Linked DNA regions of Homo sapiens: region 2 is linked to region 1. A link is a loop called in an ENCODE intact Hi-C map of the cell type or tissue named here. Cell type or tissue: natural killer cell. All regions are shown on one strand. Each heading gives the region's core, and the rest is flanking DNA. Links, peaks and the distances in the headings are about the cores only.

Region 1 (12,471 bases), core at 1-8,000:
TTCCTAGGGTCTCACTTGCTAGAATGGGATGTCCACGGTCTGCTTCTCTCAACTTCTGCACAAGCCGGGAGCCCCTAGGGCCAGTCCTCTCCATGCCGCCAGCAGTTCCCAGCACAGAAGGGGCTTTAGTAAGTGGGTACTGAATGACCACCACCCTACTCGCATCCTCATCACTGGAGAAGGTCTGCAGCTCCCCAAACTCTCCATACAGCAGTGCCCAGTTAACCTGGAGCCCATCCTCACAACCGCGCCTTCACCCAGCTCTCAGCACTTCTCCCTGGGACAACAGCTACCACTTGCTAAGCGCTCACTATGTGCCAAACATTCTGCTAGGGGCTTTTTTTCATATAATGACCTGGGATTATTAACTCCATTGTGCTCAGGGCATGCCTCCTCCTCCAGGAAGTCCATCAAACCGCTCCCTCCCTCCTCTAAGCCCACACAACCTGTTTGACCTTCCACCACCAGACCTACACTCAGCTTTCCCACAGGCCAGCCCTGCTGTCTGGGCAGGAGGTGGCAGAGGCCCCTTTCCCATGGCAGCTCTAAGCGCTTCCCAGGCCTGGCCCTGTGCTGGCTCCTGAGGGCAGCAGCAGGAGGAAGTTCATCCTCAGGGAGCTCACAGAAGTACTGAGCTCTTCCTGGGTCCAGCCCAGGCCTGGCCTGGCCTGGCAGAAAGAGCAGGTGCAGTTATCCGCTGGGCCCTATGGAAAAGATGAGCCAAGGGCACAGGGCAGGGCTGAAGAGTGCCGGGTGGGTGGACAGGACTTGGTTAGAGGTCTATGTCCCCAATAAGCCAAGCACAGGATTGTTGAATTCATTAGGGATCCACGGTAACTCAGGAAAGGGGAGACCAGCCCCCACACTCCATAAGCACCCACCACAGCACCAGTCCTGGGGAGGAGGGGTAAGCAGCACACCATCTCCCCATCACCCTGGTCTGGGGGTGAGAGGTTCAGAATCACAGCACCCTTGAACTTGACAGTGAAATAAGCCAAACTAAGCCTCCCCAACGAATCCCCAGAGGGGTGTAGGGAGGTGGGAGCAGAGAAGTAAGGTGATCAGCACCAGGCCCCCAAGGGGCAAGAACCCCAAAGAGGAGTATTCTGTGGGGCAGAGTCTGAGAAAGGCCCAGAAAACAGGCACCGTGGGCTCCTGGTGGACCCAGGAGAGGCGTATGGGGAGGTGGAGACCTAGAAAGCCCAGGGAAGAGGGAGGGATGAGACAAGGGGAGAAAAGGAAAAGGCAGGGGAAAAAGAGAAGAAGTGGGGAAAGTGAAATAAGACAAAACTCTAAGAGAAAAAAAGAGAAGGGGGAGGAGAGCAGCACAGAAAACCAGGCCAGAGGTGACAGACAGGGACTTCAGCCCTCCCAGGGCCTCCCTCCTACGTGCCCAACAGCAACAACAGCAACGGCGGCACCTCGCTTACCCTCAGACGCCTGCTGGGTCTTGGGGCTGAGGACTCCCACAGCTCCGGCCAGGCGGGCTGCGTATGCCCAAGAATGTCGTGTACCTGCCCGTGCAAGCCTGGGTCCCGCCTGGGCTGGTCTCGCAAACAGCCTGGCCCCTGGCCCCTGGGTGGGTCTGAGGCTGCGTTCTCTTGGAGGTTTTTGAGCCCAGGTATGGCTTTGCACCTGTGATTTATGTCTTTAAGTGTTTGTGAATCACTTCTCTACGTGCGTGTGTGTTTGTTTCTGTGTATAACTGTGGATCTGTCCAGGAGGAAAGGACAGAGAGAGAGAGAGAGAGAGAAAGACAGAGGGAGAGAGAGAGAGAGTGTGTGTGAGTGTGTGTGACTCTGTGTGTCTGTGTGTATGTGTGTGTGTATGTCTGCACCCAGCTCTGGTCTCCCGGAGGCTTCCTGCTTTGTGTCTCCCCCACCTCCTGCAGCCGTGGCCAACACACACACTTCCTGAAAACACTGAGAAAGCGAAAAGTCACCCAGAATCCCCCGGGGCAGACACTTCCTCCCCGCCCCCAGGCTGCACCCCCACCCAAGCTGGGAAGAGACAACCAACAGTGTCCACTGATCTTGCAGGCCCTCACAGGGTGGATGCCCAGGAAGTCCTGACTGACAAGCCCTGGCGGTGGCCTCTCCACCACTCCACCCGCATAAGGAGACAGAGAGGCTAGGAAAGAGGCTCTCTGAAGGGCGCAAGTTCTGCCCTGGCAACAAGTGATCAGCCTCCAGGAAGACCAGGGATTGGCTGGACTGCAGGGCAGTCAAGGGCACAGGAGGGAAGCCTTGGCAGTGTGGCTCCAGCTGGGCAGCTGCCTTCTGGGCACACACTCCTTCTTCCTGAGGTGCCTCCAGGCATCCAGGTATCAGAGGGGGACACCAAAGGCCAGAGCAAGCTGGGAGGGGATCTGCGGCATGACCCTGGAACCTCACATCAGAAACGACCCCTCTGCCACCCTCAGGGAAGCCAGTTCACAGGGCTCATGTCTGCGGCATTTAAGAGCTGAGTAGACCTGACCTGAAGCCAGGAGGCAGGGTCTGGGCACCGGCTTCCCTTCTGCAGGGCTGGGTGACTCTGGGCAAGTTTCTCAGCATCTCTGGGCTCCTCAGCAAGCACCCCACCACGAGTTTAAATTAATGGTAGGGTGCCGAGTGCAGTGGCTCACACCTGTAATCCCAGTGCTTTGGGAGGTCGAGGCAGGAGCATTGCTTGAGCCCAGGAGTTCAAGACCAGCATGGGCAACAAAGGAATACCTCGTCTTTACAAAAGATTTAAAAATTAGCCAGGTGTGGTAGCACACACTTGTAGTCCCAGCTACTTGGGAGGCTGAGGTGGGAGGATTGCTTGAGCCCAGGAGTTCGAGGCTACAGTGAGCTATCATGGCACCACTGCACTCCAGCCTGGGCAACAGAGAGAGACTTAGTCTCTATTAATAATAATGATGATAATAATAATAATAATAGCAGGGGGTGCAGACTCTGGGGGTGATGTAGAGTCCCCCTAGGCCAGGCAGAATCATGAGCCTGGTTCTGAGAGTCCTGGGCCATGCCAAGGCCAGGAGGAGGGAACTCCATCCTTGCTTGTTTTCTGATTTGCCTAAACCTTGGTCTGTGGCCTACAATCCTATCACAGCCTCGTTCTTCCCACCTGTCTCCTCTGAAGACCTCTCCCTTCCTAAAATATCTGGGATGACGTAGGTTGGGTAGTAGGATGGGGGACAGGGAGCTGGGGCGGTGAGCTCAGGGCCCTATGGCCCAGCTGTGCTGAGGGCACTCACTGGGTGCTGAGTCACATGCGTGTTTACCCACATGCACCCCAAGCTCAGCACGTGCCAGTACACAAGCTCACGTTGGCAATCATTTACTCACCCACACGATATACTTCCCAAGGGCCTATTAGGCATCCAGCACTGTTCTAGATGTTGGGGATTCTGCAGCAAACAAAATCGACTAGGATCCTGGCCCCAGTGGAGCTGCCATCCTAATGGGCTCTCCCTCTTGGCAGCACATGTACACACACGTGCACACACTGGCTCAAGCCTGACAGTGCACAAATAACACAAATGTCATGTTCTGCTCAAACAGCACGTGCACACTCGCGGATGTACTCACACACTGTTGGGGTCTCCACCACAGCAGTAATTGAGCACAAAGGTCCTGATAAACTCACATACACACCACTCCATGTCACCACTGAAACTGCACAAATCCCTACATGCTTCTACATCTTAGTAGCACACACTCTCAGAACCTGTCTGAATGTGTAAATGCACAGACATTCTACTACCCTGACAGCTTGTACTACCACCCACACCCATCTGTATGGGTGCACACACAGACTGGCCCAGACATGCCTCACACTGACTCGAGACACTGAGAGTACACACATGCACACGCATCCACCCCCAAGCTCCACTGGGGAGCCTGGAGATGACCGGCCTCAGCCACCACATGACCTTGTGTGAAAGGCCCTAAGGTTGAGAGAGTGAGTTCCCCATCATGAGGGGTTGCAAGCAGGGGTAGGAAGGCCATGTCATGAGACACTGTGATGGGACTCCCACAAGGCGGGGGTGGGCAGGAGCAGTGTTCCTCTCTACATGCCATGGAGCCTGGGGATCACAGGAAGGGACTGAGAGCGGACAAGGTGGCCAGTCAGGGTCCATGTTGGCCCCCACCCTGATCACTACAGCACTCAGTCTTGGCCTGGTATACACACATGAGGCTCCATCTGCTGTGAGTTTTTCCTACCACAGGGCTTTGAAGACCATACACTCTCTGAGTTGAGTGTGTACAAAGCTGAAGACTGCATATGCCCATGACTCCAACTGCCAAAGACCCCAGGACACAGGAAGCCAGGCTTGGTAGCTTACCCACTACCATACTCTGCCGTAAGGAATAGTCCCAAATTGCAGGAAATACTTTTCTTCCAATTCTCTTAGCACAGAACAGATTTTGGGTACTCAAACTACAAGGGGCTAGACCTTTTCCCGACCATGGCGCCTGGCCTCCTCCTCATGTTGCCTAAATGGCTATGTTCAGACAGGCTCTGAGAGTAGGCATTGGTACCCTGGAGCCCTGGGGTGTGGACAGGACTTCCTCCTACCCAGCAAGCCTCCTGAACTCAGATGTCAGTGCCAGGAGGGCCCAGAAGTCTATGGAGGACCACAGAGGGCACCTGATGGGGAAACAGGCCCAGAGAAGCAGGTCCTCATCAGAGTCACAAAGCTAGCTGGGCCCGACCCAGGCATCCTGCCTCCCAAGCAGGAACCCAGGCCTCCACTGCCCGTCCGGGAGTCACAGGAAGGGCCTGAGAGGGGACCTGGCCAGGGCCCTGCTTCTTCCCTTTGTTCACCCACTTCCAACCCCAGAGACAGACAGACAGACTTTCTCTTCTCTATCCTCTTCTCTCTTCTAACCTCTCTCTCTCTCTCTCTCTCTCTTTTTCTCTCTCTCTCTCCCCCCCACAAGCTGATGGGGTTGAAATAGAAAACGCTCCTGCATGCAGAAGAATGGTCACTAGAGGGCGCAAGGGCACCAGGAACCTTCAATCTGAGCTTCCCTCCAGGTTCCTGGAGAGACCCTATACCTGTTACGAGTTGTGTGAACCCAGGAAGAGCATGTACCCTTTTTGTGCTTCTACCAATCAACCCTCAAAACACCACAGCACTAGCTTGGTCTTCAAGGCCCCCTGACTTAATGCTCCTCCCTGGGTGGAAAGAATCTCCCAGACCCTCCCCACAAGGCCCCCTGAGTATGTCCTTGGCATGGATCCAGCCAGGGCCCCCTCCCTGCTCTCCCTCTGATTTGTTCATGTCCTGCTCGTAAAGCCAGTACACAAATCTCCCAGAAGGTCTGCTGCAGGGATCATGGAGACCATAGAAACACAGAGCCCAGCAGAGTGCCCAGCAATAAACAAACAGGGACCAGGAGACCTCTCTCCGCACACCCCTTCCTCCTCCAAGAAGCCTTCCAAGATTAGCCTCACTTCGCCCAAGTGCTCCACCAAATCTCCCTCACCCCAAACACATATCTACCCTGTCTGGGGATGCTCCCTGACAGCCGGGCATCCCAGCAGATGGCAGGAAGGGAGGGCGTCTGTGAAGGAGATTAACATGGAATATCCACAGGAGCCAGAGGAAACTCAAGAAAACACAGGGTACCAGAAGCCCCAGAGGGGAAACAGTTCTGAGGAGGGAGGGCATGCCAGATGAGGCCTGAGAAGTGTCCCAGGATTTGCTGACATTTGGCAGTGGGAGAAGGGGACAGGGTGTGAAAGAGCACACCACCAGGACCTGGGCAGTCCCCTCACCCCCAACCCTACCCCGCAGCTTTCCGTTTCCTACACATGTTGCCTCTTGATGCCGGCATGGACCCCGATACCCTGCAGTATCTCACAGTTGCCAGGTCCCAAGCTGAACTCGACTTCCTCCCAAAGTCACTTCTGTCCTTGGGTCTCTGGATCAGTGATGGCACGACTGTCCACCCAGCCACCCAAGACAGAAACCTGGAGGCCTCACTGGCACACGCCCAGCAGCCCAGGCACTGCGCTGAGTACCTGCACAGCTCTCCCCTCCTCCTGAGTCACCAGACAGCAATCCTGTCCTCCGAGCTTTGCACACGCTGTTCCCCCTGCACTTCCGAAGTGCCTTTCTTACCCCAGCACCAAAGGCCACAAACTCCCCATCTACCCTCTGGGATCCTCTGCCTGTGCGCCTCCCACCCTGGGTGGCATCCACTCACCTCACCAGCAGGCGGGGGGGTCCGGTGCGGGGCGGCACGGGTGGAACGCTCAGCTCTGCCAAATGCCGCTTAGCAGGCAGCGGGGGCAGCACAGGGTCTGGGGCAGCTGTGGATGGGGTGGTGAAGCAGGTGGGCGGAAGGCAGCTCCTCCGGGGCGGGATGGGTGGGGCAGCGGGGAGCCCCTCATCCTCTGTAGTGGTGGGCAGCGGCTCGGGTGGAGTGGCAGGCACAGGTGGTGAGCGGAAGATGTGGCGCTTCATGGGCACAGGCCGTGGGGTGGGGCGGGGTGCAGGGGCCGGTGAGGTATGGGCACGGAGCAGGCCAGCCAGGATGCGGCGGCGGTGACCAGGGAGTAGCATGCCCATGTCCATCAGGCGGGTGTCGCTGAGGCCTTGGCACTCAGTGGCCCACACCAGGCCATGCTGCTCAAAGAGCCCCGTGTACTGCTCCAGGTGCAATGCCCGCAGCCACTCGGCCACCGATAGCGCAGCATCCCCAGCCTCTGCCATGGTTCCTGCCAGCGGAGGCCTGACTGGCAGGGCTTTGTCCAGAGCTAGAATAGACAGACAGGCACAGGTCAGAGGCAGGGCTGCCGAGGATTGGTCCCCTCACCAGCAGCCTGCATGGCTCTCTCAAGCCATAGGTTCAAGTTCTGTCCTGGAGCTTCCTCCCCTGTGCTCCATGTGCTAAGCAAGGCCAGGTACTGCCAGGTCTCTGAACACACAGGCTCTTCTCTCCGCCTGAACCCCCTCACCCCTTCCCTTGTGCTATCCCAGCATCCAGCTCATGTTTTCTTCTCTAGGAAACCCTCCATGATCTCTGGGGTTGGTACCACCCCACACCCCAACACACAGCCTTGGCCACTGCCGTGAGAATGGCCAGTGGCATGATTGGTGCTGTGTCTTATACCTCCTCCCCACTGCCCTCTGCAAGACCCACGGCAGGGCTAATTCCCTCTGAGGCACCAGTTCCCAGTGAGGGCCAGGCCAAGGGCTTAGCGAGCATTGAAGGATACCACTGCTGGTCCCTCCTGCAAGCCCAGTCTGGGAGCCGAGACTAGCCTCCCCCTACCTCCATGCCCCTGGAGGAAGTGAAATGCTGTGGGACGTGAGTAAACCCAGCATCACATGGCCTCTGGGGGCCTGGCCCTGGAATTGGGTAAACCCTCCCATCACTAAGGCCATTCATCCATTTGTTCTTTCAAAATAGCCTGGCACTAGGCAATGGGGACTCAGGCTCTACCCCTGCACCCTGTAATCAAGAGCTCCTGGCCTGGTGGGAGTCAAGAGGTGATATGAAGAGGTGACCAAAAGAGGTGATTAGCAGATCAAAGGGAAAAGTCATCTGATTATCTCCACAGACACTAAAGAGGCATATGATAAAACCCAATATCCAGCTTACTTACACAAACAAAAATCTTACTAAAACAGAAATAAATTGATACTTTCTTAAATGAGAAAAGAATATCCATTTTACTGTTGTTATTATTATTCCTCACATTGCTCTGAAAGCTCTGGACAACAAAAATAAACAAGAGGTCTTAAAATCAGAAAGGAAGAGATAAACTATCCATTTGTTGCCAATAATATGAGTGTTGAGTTTGAAAGCCCAAGAAGGTCAACTGAGAAACTATAACAACCAGTAAAGACTTTAGTAAGACAGTTGGGTTCAAAATTAATATAACAGACTGGCCGGGCACAACTATAATCCTAGCACTTTAGGAGGCCGAGGCGGGTGGATTGCCTGAGCTCAAGAGTTTCAGACCAGCCTGGGCAATACAGTGAAACCCCATCTTTACTAGAATACAAAAAATTAGCCAGGCATGGTGGCATGCGCCTGTAGTCCCAGCTACTCAGGAGGCTGAGGCAGGAGAATTGCTTGAACCCAGGAGGCAGAGGTTGCCATGAGCCGAGATCATGCCACTGCACCCCAGCCTGGGCAACAGAGTGAGGCTCCGTCTCAAAACAAAAACAAAAACAAAAACAAAAGAAACAAACGAAAATTAATATAACAGAAATCAACATTTATAAGCAACAAACAGGTAGAAACCAGGATGAAAGACCCCATTTACAAAAGCATCACAAAATAGAAAACACCAATAAACTTCCTAAGAGATAAACAACAGCGATAGGAAGAAAAATTGGGAGTGTTACTGAGGGACAAAAAGAAGACCTGGACAAATGGCAGAGCACAGTAAGTTCTGGATAGAAGACAACATAAAGAGATTAATGATGTCTAAGTTACTTTATAAATGTACACAATCCAATTAAATATGTACAGAATTTTTTTTGAAGCTGATTTGAAATTTCATGTGGAAAAATAAGCAGGAAGAGTGAGGAAAATTCTGGAAGCAGGGGTGGAGGGCGGGGAGGGTAAAGAGTAGGAGTCAACCTCACCACATGTTAAAACATATTATAAAGCCACAATGATTAAAACAGTATATGGTAACAGTGCATGAACAGACAGATCAATTAAACAGAACAGAAAGTTCAAAAGTAGACCCAAATACATATACAAATTTAGGATACACTAAAAGTAGCCTCTCAAACTTGTGGGGAAACAAGGGATTCTTAAGTTGTTGGGACAGCTGTGGAGTGCTCTCAAAAAAAACTAATGTGGATCCCTATCTCACACTTTACAACAAGAAACATTACAGCTGTATCAAAGACTTCAGTATTTTAAAAAACCATGGCTGGGCAAGGTGGCTCACACCTATAATCCCAGCACTTAGGGATGCTGAGGCAGGCAGATCCCCTGAGGTCAGGAGTTTGAGACCAGCTTGGCCAACACGGCAAACCCTTGTCTCTACTAAAAATACAAAAAATTAGCCGGGCATGGTGGCAAGCACCTGTAATCTCAGCTACTCAGGAGGCTAAGGCAGAATTGCTTGAACCCAGGAGGTGGAGATTACAGTGAGCCGAGATCACTGCACTCCAGCCTGGGCAACAGAGAGAGACTCCACTTCAGAAAAAAAAATAAAAAATAAAAAATGAAAGGATTTACGAAATCATCCTAGGGCTGGGTATGGTGGCTCACGCCTGTAATCCCAACACTTTGGGAGGCTAAAGCAAGAGGACTGCTTGAGGCCAGGAGTTTAAGACCAGCCTGGGCAACACAGCAAGACTCTGTCTCTACTAAAAAAAAAACCTAAAAATTAGGCAGCTGCACACTTGTAGTCTCAGCTACTTGTGAGGATGAGGTGGGAGAATTGCTTGAGCCTAGGAGTTCAAGGCTGCAGTGAGCTATGATCACACCACTGCACACCACTGCACTCCACCCTGGGCAACAGAGTGAGACTGTCTCTAAAAAAAAAAAAAAAAAATCATTTCAGAGAGGCAAAAGCCTTCTGGAAATGAAACAAGTCCAGAAGGCACACAGAAAAGACTGAAATATTCAACTCTACAAAAATCAAGCACTCTTGCATGGTAAAAAGCACCATAAGCAAAGCCAAGAGCTAAACAACAAACTAGGGGATATCTGCCACTCATATTCCACACAAAGGGCTCATTTTCCTAAAAGTTGAAAAGCATGCAGAAATAAGAAACGGATCAATAATCTAACAGAAAAATGGGCAAAGAGTATGAATGAAAAAATTTACAAAAAGGAAAATATAAATGGCTCTTAAATATCTGAAAAGGAACTTAACCTCCCCCACACTAGGAAATATGAATGTAAAATATTTTGAAATACTGCTTTCTACCTATCAGATTGTCAAAGAGCAATAAAGTTGGAAAATACAGGCATTGGTGATGTGGTAGGGCATCCCTTCCCTGGCTGTGGAATGCCTCTAGGCATGAAAGCCCTAAGAGATGCAGATGTCTGGGCTGGGCGCGGTGGCTCACACCTGTAATCCCAACACTTGAGGTCAGGAATTCGAGACCAGTCTGGTCAACATGGTAAAATCCCGTCTCTACTAAAAATACAAAAAGTTAGCCAGGCACAGTGGCAGACACCTGTAATCCCAGCTACTCAGGAGTCTGAGGTGCAGGAGAATCGCTTGAACCCAGGATGTGGAGGTTGCAGTGAGCCGAGATCACACCATTGCATTCCAGCCTGGGGGACACTTTGTCCTCCCGCCTCCCCCAAAAACAGAGATGCAGATGGCTGACCCAGCCACCCATAGGCACTTAGCCTGCATTTTTACTGGCACCTGCCAGAATTGACATATATAGAAGGTTACTAGCTACAGTGCCTGTGTTTAATAGCAAAAGAATGGAAATAACCAAAATGGCCATCAATGGGAGAATAGTTAACTAAATTATGTTGTAGTTGTGCAATAGAATACTGAGCGGCCATAAGAATGAGGAAACTCCTCACATATTGACATGGGATGATCTATAAGATACACTGTTAAAGGAGTAAAGAAAAGTGCAGAACAGTTTGTGTAACATTCTCTCTCTGTGAAAAAAACAAGGGGGAGCATGGAGTAGTGTGCAGCTACTGGTAAATGAACAAAGTATCTCTGAAAAGACACATGAGGGCAAGGTGACAACAGTTATCAGCTTCCTCCTAGGACGAAAACTAAGGCCTGAAGGGACAGGAGGGAACAGTGGAAGATGCAGAGTTCACAGGGCCTGAAGTTCATGGGACCTGAAGCTTACACAATTTAAGTGCCCTCTGATATGGTTTGGATGTTTGTCCCCTCCAAATTTCATGTTGAAATGTGACCCCCAATGTTGGAGGTGGACCTAGTGGGAGGTGTCTGGGGTCACGGGGACAGATCCCTCATGAATAGCTTGGTGCCCTCCCCATGGTAACAAGTGAGTTATCACTCTATTTGTTCATGTAAGAGCTAGCTGGTTAAAAGAGCCCGGCTTCTCTCTTGCTTCCTCCCTCACCATGTGACATGCCTGCTCCCGCTTTGCCTTCTGCCCTGACTAAAAGCTTCCTGAGGCCTCACCAGAAGCTGAGCAGATGCTGGTGCCATGCTTATACAGCCTGCAGAGCCCTGAGCCAAATACACCTCTTTTCTTTATAAATTACTCAGGGTATTCCTTGATTGCAATACAAAACAGACTAACACATTCTCCTTAAGAGTATCTCACTTTTGCAAAATTCACAAAAACACATGACCACATGCACACACTGTTCAGGACCCTCTTTAGATCCTGGAAGGAGCCCTGCACCTCAAACTCCAGCTTCCCTGGAAATCCACCTCTGAGGAGAGGGAGACTTTTCACTTCAACATATAAAGATGTCAGTTCCTCCAGGGTTAAGCTAAAACTTTAACACCATCCCAACTAAAATTACCAGCTGGAATTTGTTGAGACCAGCAGATTCTAAAGTTCATATAAAATGATATTAGAGATGTGTTAAGTGGAAAAGCAAGATGCAGAACAGTGTTATGTAAACATCTCGGTTAAAGAAAAAGAAAAAAATATACATATGTTATATATATATGCAAATATAAACACAGAAAACTGGACGGATATATATAAAACTGAGTTTGGGGAGGGGAATTGACAGCTGGGAAGACAGGAGACACTATACCCTTCTGTATCTTTTAAATTTTGTATCATTTTCCAAAAAGTAAATAAAAATTAAAAGGGAATGTGATAACCATGAATAGAGCCTGAGAATGAGAAAGGGAACAAAACTTGCCAGGCAGGGAGGGGAATCCAGTGAGGAGATACATAAACACAGACCTGCAATTCAGCCTGCTGGCCCCTGCCTTGTCCCTCTGTCTCGTACCCCCACCCTGTTCCAAGGTTCCAAGGCCTGCTGGGAGGCTCGTAGCAAGCTCTCTGGGCCTCACCCTCTGCCTCTCAAGCTCAGTTCTCAAAATGGAAAATGGGCTATCAGGTGTCAGCCTCCATCAAGCCTTCCCCGACCTCAATGTTAAGGCCTAGCGTGCCACAGCCAGCCCTGTTCCCACCGCTCCACCTCCTGACTCACCAGCTGGGCTGCCAAGGACGCCCGGGTCCTCCCAGAGACAGCAGCTATTCTGAAGGGCTCCTCATCTCGGCCTGAGGCGGGAGCTGCAAGGACAGGGATGGAGGAGAAAGCCCGTGAGGCAAGGCCACTATGAGATGCCAGAGAAGGAGAGGGGAAGAGGGAGAGGGACAGGGAAAAGGAAAGAAGAAATGGGGGCCAGGCACAGTAGCTCACGCCTGTAATCCCAGCACTTTGGGAGGCAGGTGGATTCGAGTCCAGGAGTTCAAAACCAGCCTGGGCAACATAAGAAGACCCCATCTGTACAACAAAAATACAAAAATTATCCAGGTGTGGTAGTGTGTGCCTGTAGTCCCAGGAACTCAGGAGGCTGAGGTGG
Region 2 (12,471 bases), core at 1,800-9,799, 130 kb after region 1:
GAGACCCTGTCTCTAAAAAAACAAACAAAAAAAGAGAGCACTTCCTGGAAGTAGAGGACCTGGGTTCCAACTCCAGCTTCTGTATCAAGTTATTCAACTTGATGCCTCCATTTCTTTGAAATGACAATCCTGCCATTTTCTGGAGGATGTGAGTCAATGTGGGATGGATAAGCACAGAACTGTGATGATTTGGGAAGCAAAGGCAAACGAGAAGGCACTGAATTGGAACTGCTACCAGAGGGCTCCCATGGACAAGCATGCAGTGAAAATGCAAAGAACTATGTACGTGAATTTGATGATAGTGGGTGCAGTGCCTAGGATTGATCTGGAATCACTGTAAAGCAGTGGCCAAAAGAAAAAAATTGTAGGAAAGGAAATGATTGAGATCAGTCATGGTTTGGATTTCTTATGCTCCAACTTAACTGTGTGGAGACTGAGCTGATCCATTTGCGTGCTACCGTACAAGCTGCTAACCATAATGGTTTTATTATCCCTGACAGCAGCAATCCACCAGCATCAGCCACCCACATGTTGCCCTTGAGACTGCCAAATCTGTAAACGCTCTGAGGCTCCACAGAGGGGCTGGAAAGTCCGTGTGGCTTTGCTTCCTAACAGTCTTGCCTGTCATGTGTAATAGACAGGGGCCTGCTGGCTTCTGGCTCTCTAGAAAACAGTCTTAAAAGCTTTCCCCAAGTCCCAAGATGGGTTAAAACCATCACCTAAAACCATAAAGTTTTTAAAATCTCACAATCTCAAAATGTAAAATTAACTCCAAGTTACACAAACAAAAATAAGGCAAAAAAGGGGTCATTTTCAAGATCAATTTCCCATTTTATGAACATTAAAACATTTCATCAAAATCCAGATTCTGGATGTTGCCATAGCTCCCTGAGACAGAAAAATAATATTGAGGAAAAAACCCCACTCATTTACCCTTGATAGCTTTTCCAATGGAATTCCTTCACTACTCTGAAACCACACTATGCCTTGAATATGCCAGCAAAAGGCATTTTTGTAATAAAAATGTTTTTCATGGCAAGACCTAAAAAGTATCAACACGACCAGACGTTAATGTATGTGACAGCAAACCAGGGAGGTAGTACACTTTTAAATAAACTGCTGCCCTTATAAAAAGCTATGGAGAGGCTGAGTGAGGTGGCTCACGTCTGTAATCCCAGCACTTTGGGAGGCCAAGGTGGGTGGATCACTTGAGGCCAGCAGTTTGAGACCGGCCTGGGCAACATGGCGAAACCCTGTCTCTATGAAAAATACAAAAAATTGGTGGGTGTGGTGGCACGTGCCTGTAATCCCAGCTACTTGGGAGGCTGAGGTGGGAGGATCACTTGAATCAGGGAGGCAGAGGTTGCAGGGAGGCAGAGGTTGCAGTGAGCCGAGATCACACCACTGCACTCCAGCCTGGGTGACAGAGCAAGACCCTGTCTCAAAAAAAAAAAAAAAAAAAAAAAACAACAACAAACAAACAAAAACCATGGAGGTCCATGCAAGTTTTTCAACACTGCAGCACTAGTTGTCCAATGTAAGCAGACACTAGCTTGATCATCCCATCCTAAAGCAGTGATGACCAATTCTTCCACCTAACAAGGTCAAGTTCTTTGCATGGCTATCAAGACCCTGCAGAGTTTGGTCCCTGTGGGCCTCTTGACGCTTTGGCCCCTGCACACTATTTCTATTCTCTGAGCATACCATGTTCTTCCTTGCCTCTGTGCTTTTATAGGTGTTCTTCCGTCCATCAGGCTCTGTTCCCTCTTTCCTATCTGATGAGCAGACTTAGATTACTGTGGGTTTAAGTCCAGCTTCAGTATATTTTTATGGGCAAGTGACTGTAAGATACCTTTGAACCTCAGTTTTCTTTTTTCGTACTAGAATATAAGCTCAATGAGGGCAAAGATTTTTGTCTGTTTTGATCAATGCTATATCCCAGAGCCTAGAAAAGCCCACAGCACTGATACATGGAAGGTGCTCAAGCACTATTTGTTGAATGAATGGGGTGTTTGATAATATCTTCCTCATAGGGTTATTGAAGGGATTACAAATAAATAGATAGATAGATAGATAGATAGATAGATAGATAGATAGATAAGTAGTTACGATTACTTTTGACTTGAGACTGAGCGCATATGTTTTCCCAGACTACTCATGATGAGTAAGCTGCTCCTCCTTTTGCTCTTTTTTTTTTTTTTTTTGAGACGGAGTCTCACAGTGTTGCCCAGGCTGGAGTGCAGTGGTGCCATCTCGGCTCACTGCAACCTCTGCCTCCCAGGTTCAAGAAATTCTCCTGCCTCAGCCTCCCAAGTAGCTGGGATTACAGGTGCACACCACCATGCCTGGCTAATTTTTTGTATTTTTAGTAGAGACGGGGTTTCACCATGTTGGTCAGGCTGGTCTCGAACTCCTGACCTCGCGATTCGCCCGCCTTGGCCCCGCAACGTGCTGGGATTACAGGCGTGAGCTACCGTGCCCAGCCCCCATTTTGTTCTTAAAAGGCTCTCTGAGCGTCCCCATAACACTGACTACCATGATGCTCTAATGAGTTTGTCCTTGTGAGCTTCCTACTAGAAATAATTAGGGACTACATTTCTTCTCACTTACCCCAACTAAAGACAGTGAGCAGTAAATGGTTATTAAATACACACATACTCTCATACTGTCTCCTTAAGTCCTAGTATCCAGTGACAACCAGAGCTCCGTTTCCACCAGTATCTCTCCAAATTTCCTGTATTTCTTTTAAAACAATATGTTTTTCCTGATTATATCATACATGTTCATCGTAGAAAAGCTGGAAAATATGCATAATTGAGCTCTTACGGTACATACAATTTGGTATCCTACCTTTTAATTTAATATTAGGACATAAGGGTTTCTTCTTATATAGAAAAACTCTTGATGAAAATTTCAGTAAGTTTCATAATATTATATGTTATGGCTATAGTATATGAATGTCTAGTTTAATTATTCTCATTGAACTGCCAAATTTAAATTTTTTTAAAATTTATTTTTTAGAGGCAGGGTCTCACTCTGTCACTCAGGCTGGAGTGCAGTGGTGTAATCATGGCTCACTGCAGCCTCGATCTCCTGGGCTCCAGTGATCCTCCTGCCTGAGCCTCCTGAATAGCTAGGACGATAGGCATGTGCCACCATGCTCAGCTAATTTTAAAATTTTTCTGTAGAGACCAGGTTTTTCTTTGTTGCCCAGGCTGGTCTCAAACTCCCGGCTTCAAGTGATCTTCTCGCTTTGGCCCCACAAAGTGTTGGGATTACAGGCATGAGCCATTGCATCCAGTCATGAGCTCTATTATCCTCACTGATGTCTCTATCAGAATGAGGTCAAGGGAAGGATTCATTTGTTCATGCCTTCCATCATTCAAGTATTCATTCCACAATTATTTACTAATGACCTACTACGTGCTGGGCATTGTCCTAGGGGCTGAAGACACACAGACAAGGTAAACATACAGAGACAAAACTTCTCCCTTCATGGACCTTTAGCGGGGAGTCAAAGAAATATGAAAACTAAGATTAAGTTTGGCTGGGCAGAAGTGCCATACATTATAAAGCAGTACTATATGAAAGGACATTTTTGTGTCCAAAACTTTTCTATATTATGATTTACTTCCTTAGGATGGATGCTAATAGGGTCAAAAGTTATGAACATTCTTAAGGCTTTTGACTCTAACCTTTTTTTTTTTTTTTTTTTTGAGACAGAGTCTCGCTCTGTCACCCAGGCTGGAGCGCAATGGTGCGATCTTGGCTCACTGCAACCTCCTCCTCCTGAGTTCAAGTGATTCTCCTGCCTCAGCCTCCCTAGTAGCTGAGATTACAGGCGCCCGCCACCACGCCCAGCTAATTTTTGTATTTTTAGTAGAGATGGGGTTTCACCATGTTGGTTGGGCCAGTCTTGAACTCCTAACCTCAGTGATCCACCTGCCTCATTTTCCCAAAATGTTGGGATTACAGGCGTGAGCCACCATTCCCGGCCAACTCTAACCATTAAATATAGTTTCTTTGTTCTCACCAGATTATTCGAGGCCTCCTTTTTGGTCTGGACTATAAGAATTATGATTAGGCTTAAAGTCAGTCCCTCTGTATCCTAATCTGTCCTCTAGAATATCTATACCATGACCAGGTTAGCTTCTTAAAAGTCCAATCTGATTTCAGGCCATCTAAGGATCTTCCTAGCCAGGATAAAAACCAAACCTCTAAGTCTGGTACCCAAGGCCCTTTACTATCTGACAACAAACACCTTTATGCACAGCCCCTCTGTTCTCCCACTCCTACACCACTGAATTTAACATTTCCTGAACACCCCACACTCTCATCACACTCTGTCTCTATACCTGCTGTTCTCTTTGCTTAGAAGGCTCTTTCCTCTCCCTACCTTCTCACTGCATCTAGAAAGGTCTTAAATCATGACCTACTTTAAATGCCACCTCATCTGTAAAATTTCTCCCAATGATCCAGGTAGAATTAGTGGCTCTACCTTTACTATAAATCTTTTCACACTTGTTCTATTTTCCAGTTTAATATTTAACCCTTCATAGATTGTCCATTCCTAGAGGGGAGAGATGTCATATTCATTCTGGCATCCCCCCAGTGTATCACATATTGGGCACTCTATATGTTTATTCAATGATTAACTGACTAAATAGATGTTCATAGTCTATTTAACGCAGGGATGTGCCTGGGATATGCCAACAGAGGGAATGTTGAATGAATGTGAACTGTTTAAAATCACTCAGACACTTAGGAATCTCTCTATTTAAGGAACTTAAATTTTAGTTCTGGGACGTTCAAGTAAATATAATGGGAGGTGGTATCAGGAAACAATTCCAATGCTAGTTTTATAATACCCTGTAATACCTTTCCAAGTATCTGAGAAGATGATTTTAAATTTTCAAAAGATTATCAAAACGATTTACATTGGAAAAAAATGCTAACACTTTCAATGAACAGGAAGTATTATGAATTTAAATATAAAATGAAAGGATGTTAAACTCAAAACAAGTCTGGGAATCACTGATATTGAGGTTACCAAACACTGCCACCTTTTGGCTACACAGGGATGTGGCGGAGGAGTGAATCTGGTGCATGACAGGTGGATTCTCTCTCCAGGACCTTCCCTTCTGATAGCCTTCCGCATTGCCCCTTCTCACACATGCCTCCACCAGAACAGGGGCAAGAGAAGATTCATGTATTCACGCCTCCCTTCCAACATTCATGTAGTCATCCCACAATTATCTACTGATGACCCACTATGGCTGGACATCGTCCTCGGGGCTGAAGACACACAGACAAGGTACACATACACAGACAAAATTTCTGCCTTCATGGACCTTTAGTGGAGCATCAAAGAAATATGAAAATAAATAAGATTAAGTTTGGCTGAGCAGAAGTGCTATATAATAAAAGAGGCAATGGGATAACAAGTAGTGACTGAGGAGTTGGTTATTTATTTAGGTGGTTATGGGTGACCTTAAGAAGGAACTATTTGAGCTGAGCTTCAATGAGGAGCAGGGGACAACCAACTGAGATTTGGGGAAAAAAAGAGTTCTAGGCAGACGGAGTAGCAAGTGAAAGACGTCAAGTCAGAGCCTAAACTCATCACCATTCTGTTATGTTGCCCCAATATTAACCTAATAACAATTTTATGCTAAGTACAGCTTGAGAGACTGGATGGATACAGTCATGTGTATCTTCAGAGTTAATCAGAATTTAATAACATTATGTTGGAGAAATACAAACCTTGTAGGAATAAACAACTTTGCAGGTGAGTGGATAATTTCTTAAGGTGCCAGAAGGGCTGGAACTGCTGTCATCGAAAACATCCATGTTATCTTCAAACTCTTCGCCTTCTTCTCTTTCGGTATCTGCATTAAGCTAAGAAAAATTAGAAACCATTGGCTAGTTTCCTTACTTCAAGAAAATGGTTGAAAGCCGGAAAAACACTTAAAACCTGATTGTTTCAAAATGTTAATTTGCCTTTTAACTCTGCATAGAAATGACTATCTTTCGCACTTACATTTTTCATGTTATGAAAGAATAGAGTTTTTTTTTTTTTTTTTTTTTTTGAGATGGAATTTCGCTCTTGTCACCCCGGCTGGACTGCAATGGCGTGATCTTGGCTCACTGCAACCTCGGCCTCCCAGGTTCAAGAATTCTCGTGCCTCAGTCTCCCGAATAGCTGGGATTACAGGCACCCACCACCACACCTGGCTAATTGTTTTGTATTTTTAGTAGAGATGGGGTTTCACCATGTTGGCCAGGCTGGTCTTGAACTCCTGGCCTCAAGTGATCCACTCACTTCGGCTTCCCAAAGTGCTGGTATTACAGGTGTGAGCCACTGCACCAGGCCTAGGACAGAGATTTTTTTTTATTTTATTTTTGAGACGGAGTCTCGCTCTGTTGCCAGGCTTGAGTGTAGTGGCGTGATCTCGGCTCACTGCAAGCTCTGCCTCCTCAGCCTCCCGAGTAGCTGGGACTACAGGTGCCCACCACCACGCCCGGCTAATTTTTTGTATTTTTAGTAGAGATGGGGTTTCACTGTGTTAGCCACGATGGTCTCGATCTCCTGACCTTGTGATCCACCCACCTCAGCCTCCCAAAGTGCTGGGATTACAGGTGTGAGCCACCGTGCCTGGCCAGGACAGAGATTTTTTTTAAATCAAGAAGGAAGTTTCTGTCAAATATGTAAGAAATATTTATCAGTATCCTTTCACTTTTCACTGTTAAGTACTGACTGACAAGGGCCTCTAAATTTTAACTGATCCTGTTAGTGAACATTAAAAAGGTTTCAGGCCAGGTGTGTGGTGGCTCACGCCTGTAATCCAAGCACTTTGGGAGGCCAAGGTAGGTGGATCACTTGAGGTCAGGAGTTTGAGACCAGCCTGGCCAACATGGTGAAACCTAACCCCATCTCTATTAAAAATAGAAAAAAAATATAGCCAGGCATGGTGGTGCATGCCTGAAGTCCCAGCTACTGCGAAGGCTGAGGCAAGAGAATTTCTTGAACCCAGGAGGTGGAGACTAAGTGAGCCAAGAAAGATTGCACCACTGCACTACAGCTGGGGCGACACAGCGTGACTCTGTCTCAAAAAAAAAAAAAAAAAAAAAAAGGTTGCTAAGTGCTACCAAGGATGTGGAGAACAGGATTTCATCTATGGCTGGTAGAAATGTGAATTCATACATCCTTTTGAAAAAACAACCTGTTCACTGAAATTAAAAACTAAACATACCATTGATCTAGCAATTCCGCTTTTATGAATACATCATGGGGAAATAAAAGCACCAAGGTGTAAGACTATGTATTTTAAGATGTTTACTGCAACACTGCCTGTAGTGACAAACGCCTCGACACAATCTATATGTCCATCAACAGGGGAATGTTTGAATGCACTCTGATGTATCCATATTATAGATTAATAACACTCATTAAAAATAAAGGTTGCCGGCCGGGTGAGGTGGCTCATTCCTGTAATCCCAGCACTTTGGGAGGCCGAGGTGGGCGGATCACAAGGACAGGAGATCGAGATCATCCTGGCTAACACGGTGAAACCCCATCTCTATTAACAAAAAAACAAAAAATTAGCCGGGCATGGTGGCATGCGCCTGTAGTCCCAGCTACTTGGGAGGCTGAGGCAGGAGAATTGCTTGAACCTGGGAGGCAGAGGTTGCAGTGAGCCGAGATTGTGCCACTGCACTCCGGCCTGGTGACAGAGCGAGACTCTGTCTCAAAACAAAACAAAAAATAGAAAACAAAACAAGAAAAAAAATAAAGTTCGTGAAGTATGTGAAAAAACACTCAATATCACTAAAGAAATGCAAATCAAAACCACAATGAGATACCATCTCACATCAGTCAGAGTGGCTTTTTTTTTTTTTTTTTGAGATAGGGTCTTGCTCTGTTATCCAGGCTGGAATGCAGTGACACAATCACGGTTCATTGCAGTGTCAACCTCCTGGGCTCAAGCAATCTTCCTGCCTCAGCCTCCCAAATAGATGGGACTATAGGTGTGCACCACCACACCTGGCTAATTTTTGTTTTTGGTGTTTTTTTTTTGGTAGATAAGGGGTTTCACCACGTTGCTTAGGCTGGTCTTGAACTCCTGGGTTCAAGTGATCCTCCCGCCTTGGCCTCCCAAATTGCTAAGATTATAGGAGTGAGCCATCATGCCTGGCTGAGAATGGCTATTATTTAAAAAGTCAAAAAATAACAGATGCTGGTGACGTTATGGAAAAAAGGGACGCTTATACACTGCTGGTGGGAGTATAAATTAGTTCAGCCACTGTGGAAAGCAGTGTGGCAATTCCTCAAAGAGCTAAAAACAGGACTACCATTCAACCCAGCAATCCCATTACTGGACACATACCCAAAGGTACATAAATCATTCTACTATAAAGACACATGGGCAGGAGTGGTGGCTCATGCCTGTAATCCCAGCACTTTGGAAGGCTAAAGTGGGTGGTGCCAAAATGGCGAAACCTTGTCTCTACTAAAAATACAAAAATTAGCCAGGCGTGGTGGTATGCCTATAATCCCAGCTATTCAGGAGGCTGAGGCACGAGAATTGCTTGAACCTGGGAGGTGAAGGTTGCAGTGAGTCAAGATTGTGCCAGTGCATTGCAGCCTGGGCAACAGAGCAAGATTGTCTTAAAAAAAAAAAAGACACATGCACACATGCACGTGTATATTCATTGCAGCACTATTTATACTAGCGAAGACATGAAATCAACCTAAATACTAATCAATGACAAGTTGAATAAAGAAAATGTGGTACATATATACCATGAAATACTAGGCAGCCACAAAAAAGAATGATGTCTTCTGTAGGAACATGGATGGAACTGGAGCCCATTATCCTTAACAAACTAATACAGGAAGAGAAAACCAAATACTGCATGTTCTCACTAATAAGTGGGAGCTAAATGATGAGCACTCATGGACACAAAGAGGGGAACAACAGACACTGGGGCCTACTTGAAGGCAGAAGGTGGGAGGAGGGAGAGGATTAGAAAAAATAACTATTGGGTACTAGGCTTAGTACCTGGGTAGTGAAACAATTTGTAAAACAAACCCCCATGACACGAGTTTACCTATATAACAAACCTGCACATGTACTCTTGCACTTAAAAGTTTTTTTAAAAATTGAGTTCGAGACTAGAAAGCCCAGAAATAAACCTTCACATACATGATTAAATGATTTTCAACAAGGATGCCAAGACCACTCAGTGGAGGAAAGGACAGTTTTTCAACAAATGTTGCTGGAAAAATTGGATACCCATATGCAAAAGAATGACATTGAAATCTCACCTTATACGATACACAGAAAAAATTAAATGGATCAAATACCTAAGCCTATGAAACTTTAAAAGAAAACACAGGGGAAACACTTTATGACACTGGATTTGGCAATGATTTTTTTGGAGACAGAGTCTCGCTCTGTTGCCCAGGCTGGAGTGTAGTGGCGCAATCTTGACTCACTGCAACCTCCGCCTGCCAGGTTCAAGCAATTCTCCTGCCTCAGCCTCCCAAGTAGCTGGGACTACAGGTGCATGCCACCACACCCGGCTAATCTTTTGTATTTTAGTAGAGATGGGGTTTTACCGTGTTGCCCAGGCTGGTCTCGAACTCCTGAGCTCAGGCAATCCCCCCACCTCAATGAGTTTTTTAAATATGATACCAAGAGCATAGGCAACAAAAGAAAAAAACAGATAAATTGAACCTTATCAAAATAAAAAATATGTATGCATCAAAGAACAATAGAGTGAAAAGACAACCCACAGAATGGGATAAGGTATTTGCAAGTTATGTATCTTAAAAGGGACTAATATCCAGAATATATAAAGAATCCCTAAAACTGACCATCAACAACAAATAATCCAATTAAAAATGGGCAAAAGATTTGAAGAGATATCTTTCCAAATAATTTATGTAAATAGCCAATAACCACATGAAAATATGCTCAACATCACTAATGATTAGGGAAATGCAAATCAAAACCACAATGAGATACCATTTCACACCCATTAGGATGCTGTTATATATATTTTTAAAAACCCAGAAAATAACAAGTGTTGACAAGGATGTGGAAAAATTGGAACTTTTATACACTGCTGGTAGGAATGTAAAATGGTACAGCTGCTATGGAAAAACAGTAACATGTTTCTTCAATAAATTAAACACAGAATTACCACATAATTCAGCAATGCCATTTTGGGTATATACCCAAAAGAACTGAAAGCACAGACTTGAACAGATATTTGTAAACAAATGTTCACAGCCACATTATTCACAAAAGGTAGAAGCAACTCAAATGTCCATTGAGAGATGAATGGATAAGTAAAATGTATGTATATACCACAAACCAAATAAAAATGTGGTATACATACATACGATGGAATATTATTCTCTGTCTGTCTACCTATCTGTCTATCTGGTTAGAGACAGGGTCTCGCTCTGCTGCCCAAGCTGGAGTGCAATGGTGCGATCATAGCTCATTGCAGCTTTGAACTCCTGGATGCAAGGGATCCTCCTACTTCAGCCCCCCGAGTAGCCGGGACTACAGGAACATGCCACCATGCCCAGTTTATTCAGTCTTAAAAAGGAGGGAAATTTTGACACATGCTACATATGACATGGGTGATCTTTGAGGCCATTATGCTAAGTGGAATAACCCAGTCACAAAAAGATAAAATACTCTGATTCTACTTATTTGAGGTATGCAGAGTAGTCAAATTCATAGAGACAGAAAGCAGAATGGTGATTGTCAGAGGCTGCATGATGGGGAGTTATTGCTTAATGGCCAGAAAGTTTTACTTTTGCTAGATGAAAAGAATACTAGAAATGGGCCAGGCACGGTGGCTCATGCCTGTAATCCCAGCACTTTGGGAGGCCGAGGCAGGCAGATCACGTAAGGTCAGGAGTTCGAGACCAGCCTGGCCAACATGGTGAAACCCTATCTCTACTAAAAATACAAAAATTAGGCCAGGCACGGTGGCTCACACCTGTAATCCCTGCACTTTGGGAGGCCGAGGCAGGCAGTTCACCTGAGGTCGGGAGTTCGAAACCAGTCTGACCAACATGGAGAAACCCTGTCTCTACTAAAAATACAAAATTAGCCGGGTGTGGTGGCGCATGCCTATAACCCCAGCTACTCAGGAGGCTGAGTCAGGAGAATCGCTTGAACCTGGGAGGCGGAGGTTGCTGTGAGCTGAGATCGTGCCATTGTACTCCAGCTTGCCTGGGCAACAAGAGCAAAACTCCGTCTCAAAAACAAACAAACAAACAAACAAACAAACAAACAAAAAAGACCAAAAAGTTGCTGGGTGTGGTGGCAGGTGCCTGTAATCCCAGCTGCTCAGGAGGCTGAGGCAGGAGAATCACTTGAACCCGGGAGGCGGAGGTTGCAGTGAGCCAAGATCATGCCACTGTACTCCAGCCTGGGTGACAGAGTGAGACTCCATCTCAAAAAAAAAAGAGTTCTGGAGATGGATGGATGGTGGGGATGGTTCCACAATGATGTGAATGTACTTAATGCCACTAAACTTACACTTAAAGTGGTAAATTTGTATATTTTACCATACACACGAACAAACGTGAAAAGCACACTCTCTTCTGAAATGTAACACAAGGAGAATAATTTTTTAACCCAGTTTCAAGGTATATTACCCATCATAGCTAAAAGGCATTTATTAATTGAAATGGCATTGAGTGTAAAAAATGAGTTAGATCCACAGGCACTTACCTAGAGCACTGTCCGTGATATAGTGAATATAAATAATATTTATATGAGCATACGTATCTGACAGGGGAAGGCAGAATGAGAAGAATAAAGACTGGAGAATAGAGGAAATGACTGACTTGCTTTTTATATACATCTATACTCTTTGAACTATTAGAATATGCACGTTTTACTTTTTAAATTAAAAACCTAATAAAGAAGAGACAAACAGCCTCAAATATTTGTTTCTTGCCCGCTACACCCAAGCACTTATTTGGCTGCTTTTTCCCATATTCAAACATACAAAAGCACCAATGTTTACACATTTAAGGTTACAAAGAATGGACAGGCAGGATTGGCCTTCATAGGAGAGCCATTACATTAATTAATTAAAGTATCAAATATCTACTGTATGTAGAAAACTACGCTAGCCTCTTTGATGGATAGAAAACGAAGGACACAGTGTCTCCTTCCAGTGGTTCACAATCTAGAGTGAAGGATACTAAAAGGAGAGGCCAAGTGCATGGCCCTGGGAATGCGGAAGAGGCCACTGGAGAGAAGTCAGGATATGATGAGTCCAAAAGTACAGGCTGCCTAGCTGTCAAGTTCTACTTTTTCATGAATTAAATGGCTTTCTCTTGAGTAATTATCACTGAAGTTTTAAAACTGACTCTCCTCTTAACCACTGTTTGCCTAATACAATTCTATAGCACTGTATACATGTATCAAAATGTCC

The links. Peaks named below come from ENCODE experiments on the same cell type or tissue, not always from the same donor. Only the 100,000 strongest peaks of a DNase experiment are listed, where the experiment ranks them.
Region 2: it touches region 1 in a loop (7-fold over the local background); 14 of 110 quality-filtered maps call a loop at or near these places.

Annotation. Positions count from the first base shown.
Region 1 is chr11:72,720,420-72,732,890 of GRCh38, forward strand. ARAP1 (ArfGAP with RhoGAP domain, ankyrin repeat and PH domain 1) reads right to left here. Exons shown (of 35, transcript NM_001040118.3): 2 at 12,096-12,178; 3 at 6,201-6,753. The coding sequence starts at 6,709. Among named protein-coding and RNA genes, the nearest start is that of ARAP1, 26 kb to the right of the region's middle. RefSeq lists enhancers at 1,878-1,947, 9,330-9,399. In natural killer cell, for the core only: CTCF peaks have their summits at 4,999 (motif pointing right) and 5,206; DNase peaks (open chromatin) are centred at 1,412, 1,932, 2,172 and 4,992; H3K4me3 peaks cover 1,732 bases; H3K27ac peaks cover 4,245 bases.
Region 2 is chr11:72,843,995-72,856,465 of GRCh38, forward strand. It overlaps FCHSD2 (FCH and double SH3 domains 2), which reads right to left. Exons shown (of 20, transcript NM_014824.3): 14 at 5,761-5,895. Among named protein-coding and RNA genes, the nearest start is that of ATG16L2, 36 kb to the left of the region's middle. RefSeq lists an enhancer at 4,904-5,405. In natural killer cell, for the core only: CTCF peaks have their summits at 5,063 (motif pointing left) and 5,262; a DNase peak (open chromatin) is centred at 5,077.